Linked DNA regions of Homo sapiens: region 2 is linked to region 1. The links are chromatin loops, found by intact Hi-C in ENCODE. Cell type or tissue: IMR-90. All regions are shown on one strand. Each heading gives the region's core, and the rest is flanking DNA. Links, peaks and the distances in the headings are about the cores only. Region 1 has its middle 8.4 kb from the start of CPOX. Region 2 has its middle 27 kb from the start of ST3GAL6-AS1.

What was found. Hi-C counts contacts between places; a loop is a spot of excess contacts. Peaks named below come from ENCODE experiments on the same cell type or tissue, not always from the same donor. Only the 100,000 strongest peaks of a DNase experiment are listed, where the experiment ranks them.
Region 2: it touches region 1 in a loop (5-fold over the local background); 15 of 110 quality-filtered maps call a loop at or near these places.

What each region holds. Positions count from the first base shown.
Region 1 is chr3:98,600,580-98,603,505 of GRCh38, forward strand. No RefSeq gene overlaps it. Among named protein-coding and RNA genes, the nearest start is that of CPOX, 8.4 kb to the left of the region's middle. In IMR-90, for the core only: a CTCF peak has its summit at 1,689 (motif pointing right); a DNase peak (open chromatin) is centred at 1,702.
Region 2 is chr3:98,704,350-98,707,275 of GRCh38, forward strand. No RefSeq gene overlaps it. Among named protein-coding and RNA genes, the nearest start is that of ST3GAL6-AS1, 27 kb to the right of the region's middle. In IMR-90, for the core only: a CTCF peak has its summit at 1,547 (motif pointing left); a DNase peak (open chromatin) is centred at 1,072.

The sequences.
Region 1 (2,926 bases), core at 162-2,661:
CAATGATCCATTTTTGTAAAATGTCACATGCGTTTATCATGGGGCAACAAAGAAACAACATAGCTACACACTTTGCATAAATTGTGCATAAACTGAATAACAGATGGGCACTGACCAATCACCAACAGACTTTGAAAAAAAGTAGCATGATTGGTCGTGAACATGATGCATTTATGTTATTTATGTAGTGATTTGTGGACTGAAGAGCTAGCACCAGATTTGTACTTTACACAACTTTACACAATTACCCACAGTTATCTAATGTGGTAACTGAAATTTGAACTCCATTGGGGAGCTGGTGATATTTAACCAAATCATGATAACGAAATGTAATTTGTGCCTCTTGGAATCATGCAATGCCATGACTGCCTATATTTACTTTTGAACTGATGGCCTAGGTTCATAATAAAGAAGTCTCTACCTACCATGAAGGACCATGTACCAAAGAAAACAAGGTTCTCAACAGAATCAGCAGCGTCTCCATAAAAATTCTAGTATTTTCTTAACTTGAATTCTTAAAATAATGGAGACTTATTTTTCTGCCTATTTTCAGTGAATAATTGACACTTGTAGAATCACATAAAAATATACAAACAGAAGAAATGGTTTGTGGCAGAGACAACTAGTTGTCCAACAAAAATCCATTTTTCTCTTCTTACTTTAATAATCATTCTCCAGGTTTCGTGGAGCATATAGCAGCTTCAGCTAGCAGCTATAGTAGAGCAGAATGCTTCCACTACACTCATATCCCCTCTTGAAGCTTATGATCAAATCCTGGCCAGTAGGATGTGAATAAAACTATTGTGTGTCACTTCTGAGTTTATTCTTAAAAGGAATAAATGTGCTTCCTCTGGCCTTTTCGCTACTGGCTAGGATACAGCTGTGAAGGCATGAAGTGGAACAGCCACTTTGAACCCAGAAATAAAATCTGTGTGTTGAGTGAGGATGACAGAGCAACACTATGCATTTTGGACTATGACTCTGGAAAGTTCAATCAGACAGAATGAACTTCACTTTTGTTTTAGCCACTGAATTTTGGGGTCTTTTGTTATAAACACTAAATTATAACCTAATAAATACGTGAATGGAATCCTTTCTGAGAATAACCAGTAGCCTAACGTAGTAACATAGGGAGTTTATGCACATCACACTAAATAGTGGATGGATTATCTCTATTCTAACTTTCACTTAAAGATGACAGGAAGAAAGACTGAGGGCCTCAAATGTAATGGCATCCCCTTATGAGGGAATAAGCTGAGCGCGGCCTACTGAAGACAATTAATGGTCTAGTGCAACCAACATAGAGAGGATGGATAAAACCTGACTCTTGCAGAGTGGATGTGATGTTTTCCACTTAGCATTTGTTGTGCACTAAGGCTATGAACCTCCATTCTTAACAACAAGCTGTATTGGGAAGGGGGGCCTCCAATATTTAAATTGAATTTCTAGGAGCTGCTGGGGTCTAACCAGAGAGACAGCGTTTATGGCAATACTGTGTTTATAGAATTTGTGTCAAAAATAAATTTAAGGTGGTACAAACCAGTTTAGTCATCGACATGAATATAATTTATCCAACTACAACCACTGAAATACGTGCATAATGAAATTTGGCTCTTTTTTACAGAGCACATTAGAAAACATGATACATCAACAAATGTGTGACACTCGTGTGTACACTAGAGGGCACTCACCTACTAATTTGCAAACCAGCATCTAGAGCTTGGGATCTTGTTAAAAGTGTATGTTTCGAGGCTGTAGAGGAGCCTGTGAACCTGCTTTTTAATGGGATACTCTCTAAGAGCATAGTTAAGGGAATGGCTCATGGAGTCTGATGGCCAGGGTTTGAAAACTGGCTTTGCCATTTGTGAACTTAGGCAATTAGGTAACCTCCCTGTGCCTGGATTTCCTCATCCACTGGATGAAGTTAGAAATAACATTTCCCTCTTAGGGTAGTTGTGATGATTAGATAAGTTAACTTAGAACACAACCTAGTGCCTAGCAATATATATTAGCTCTATTATTATAAGTATTATTTTTAATAATCATATTTATTGATTGTATAGCAGGGGACCTTAGAGTCACTCTTGAGAAATACAGAACTATTTTAAAAATTTAAAAAGGGGCCAGGCACAGTGGCTCACCCTGTATTCCTAGCACTTTGGGAGGCCAAGGTAGGAGTTTTGCTTGAGGCCTAGAGTTCGAGAACCCTGTGAGCAACGTAGAAAGACCTCAACTCTACTAAAAATTAAATAAATAAAGTAGTCAGATGTGGTGGTGTACGCCTGTAGTCCCAGCTTCAGGAGGCTGAAGCAGGAGGATCGCTCGTGTCCAGGAGTTCAAGGCTGCATTGAGCTATGATTGCTCCACTGCACTCCAGCCTGAGTGACAGAGACTCTGACTCAATCAATCAATCAATCAATAAAGAAGGATCCTCTTAATAGTGAGTACCCAGTCAGGCAAAGACCTCATGTTCCGACTCTTAGCTACAGTGATAATGGAATGGCAGCAACAAAAATTGCAGAATAGAAAATGGAGCGAAATGAGGCTGGTCTTTTTATGCTCTGTTAAAGAACTTGTACATTATTCATAAGTCCATAGAAATCCATCAAAAGGCATTAAAGCAGAAGATGGCTTAATGAGGTTTATATCTGAGATAGATTATTCTGGAAGTGAAATGGGGGGGTGGGAGGCAAGGGAAGAGAGTGGAGGCAGTATATCGGGGAGGTCAGGTAGATGTAATGCTGCTCCTTTTCCAACCAAGAAAGGGTTTCCAGAAAACTTTAGGATTATCCACAACAGTGACTCACAATAATTTGAACATTATAAATCCTTCCTTCTTTGGAGTTCAAACCAGAGCTCAAGCTTGTAATAAAGTACTCTGCCTCAACCACACCCCGCTGTTTTATACAAACATATAGGATAGAGT
Region 2 (2,926 bases), core at 92-2,591, 100 kb after region 1:
GAACTACCGACCTCAGGTGATCTGCCTGCCTCGGCCTCCCAAAGTGCTGGGATTACAGGTGTGAGCAACTACGCCTGGCCTCACTTCCAGCTATTCTTATTGGGAAGGAGCTCATCACATATGTAATATTCTACAATTCTGGAATTTTCCTTCTCTCACAGAAGAGAATGATGATCCGATGACTTGGTTTTTCTCCTCAAAATGTCCATCCATTGGCTGGGCACAGTGGCTCATGCCTGTAATCCCAGGACTTTGGGAGGCTGAGGTGGGCGGATCACCTGAGGTCAGGAGTTCGAGACCAGCCTGGCCAACATGGTGAAACCCCATCTGTACTTAAAATACAAAAATTAGCCAGGCATGGTGGCAGGTGCCTGTAATCCCAGCTACTCGGGAGGCTGAGGCAGGAGAATTGCTTGAAGCCGGGAGGTGGATGTCGCAGTGAGCCGAGATCGTGCCATTGCACTCCAGCCTGGGGGACAAGAATAAGACTTTGTCTCAAAAAAAAAAAAAAAAAAAAGTCCGTCCATTGACCCAAGAAGTGTTTTCTCCTGTCCCTGTCAAATCAGTTTCATACATTCATGTTGAATGTTAGCAGTGAAGGTGAAACCTGGGAGGTGGAGGAGAAAGGAATGAAGTTAAGCTAACCTTCAAAATAAGCAGATAAGAGGATTTTGGAAATTGAGGGCAAATGAAAGGTGCTAGAATAAAGTGGAGGTAAGATAATTGGGGAAGAAGGAAAAAGGTAAACGGGTTGTTGCCAGGGGGTTGGTAAAGAATCAACTTTAATACATTTTCAAAAGCACAAAAATTAGAACATAATTCCATTTTTCTTACTAAATAGATATTTGGTCTGAGCTTCTATGGATGAGACTGTATGCATGGACTGGACCATATAGGTCAGAGGCTAAAAGGGTTACACACTAAGTTTAGGGTGGCCAACTTGTATCAGTTTTCCTAGGACTTCCCCAATGTTAGCACTGAAATTTTTACATCCAGGGAACTCCTTCAGTCTTTGTCAAACTGGGATGGTTGTTTACGCTAAGTTGTTAGTGACTAATAATGGCTCCATGTGTTACATTTTCTGGGAGAATAGTAAGCTCTTGGTTTTCATAAGAAAGGCTTAGAGGATGAAGAAACTATTATGGCATTTGACTTCCAGTGATGTCCATAGAAATATTATCTTTAGTTGAAATGCAAACACTTATATTTTACATACCCACAAGTGGTTCTTGGGATTCTAATTCTAGAATCTGAATTTCTCTTTCTCCTGCTTGCAAGAGAAGACAAATATAGTACTCAGAAAAAGAGACAGTCTCGGGGGAAATTTAATGGAAAAGAAGGAGGTGGAGGAAGAGGAAGAAGTGAAAGGAAAGAGAAAGGGCTCAAAGAAGAATGAAATTTAAGTGCATGTGTGTCTATAAGGGAGAAACTCTTTTCTCTAAAAAAGAAGTTCTTGGCTGGAGATGATTCCATCCTCCAGGGGATATTTAGCAATGTCTGGAGATATTTTTGGTTGTGACAACCAGAAGGAAGGCACTACTGGCATCTAGTGGGTCAATTGCTACAGGGCAAGAATGCTGCTAAACATCCTACAATGCACGGGACAGCCCTTCATAACAAAGATCTAGCCCAAAGTGTCAATAGTGCCAAGGTTGAGAAATCCTGACCTAAAGAATGTATCATTAATAATGGACTAATAGACATCAGAAAAAATGTATAGAATGAGGATTGAGGACACAGCCTCCCTATCTGTCCTTAAATCATACCATATATAGAGTGATGCTAAAAAAATGATTTTCAAGGGTCTAAAATGGTAGTGTTAGCATATAAATAGAATGCTAAAAGAACATCAGCAAAAAGCAGGAAATAGGTGTCAATTTTTTATTTAGCTGCCCATGTCTCAGATAAAGTACTTGATGTAGAAAATAACAATACTTTTCTCCAAGGTTTTCCAATGTTAGGACAAAGGGAAGTATCCCAATTTACCCAGAATCTGTAAGACACTGTCAAATTGGAATTGAATCAGCAATTAGGACAGGTGAACTTTGCCTTATGAACATTAGAATCAGCCAATTTATTCACTCAACAAGCATATTCTTTCATGCCAGGATTCTTGAGGAAACTGGGGATGCAAAGATGAACATGATACACTGAAGGTACAAAAAATATAATTATTTATTGAAGATGAGCATTGTGTCATGGGAGCACAGCAAAGGAAAGACTCATTCTGCTTGAAGGTGTCTCAGAATAGGTAAAATTCTACCCGGCCCTTGAAAGATGAGTAGTAAATAACCCATCAGCGACAGGGCAAGATAAGGACAATCCTGGCCAAGGCTGCAGAGAGTGCAAATCATGGAGGCTTTAAAGAGGGGTAGACCTTGACATTTGAGCAACTCATCTTTGTGGCTAGATTTCATGGAGAAAAGAAAGAAGTGATTGTGTATCAGATGTCAAGAAAAAGACTACCATAATGCCTACATGTCATCCTCTCAAGTCAAACAGCATATACATTCTCCCCCATGCCCATCATTGTCCTCTCCCAACTCAGAGGCTTAGACCACATGTCCCCCTCTCTCTGCCTATTCAAGGTCCCTGCAAATATCCCTCAGACCAAAGAGATGCTTCCGTGCTTGCACTACGCATAGTTTATGTCATTTAACATTCATTTGTAACTCTGTTAGGGTGGCTGCATCTCCTGAGTATAAATTGTATCCTTGCCCATCTATGTCATGAACTTTCCAAAAGATGGACCAGATATATATGGCTTGAAGCTCCCAAGGACATATTGCCACATCCCTGGCAATCATATTATAGACTAAATGTTGGTGAGTTAATATTATAAGAACACTGTTGGTGTCGACAAAATGGAAAAGGAAACTTAAGTCTGAAACAATGTGGTGCTCTGCTGAAGTGTTATTTCAAAAAG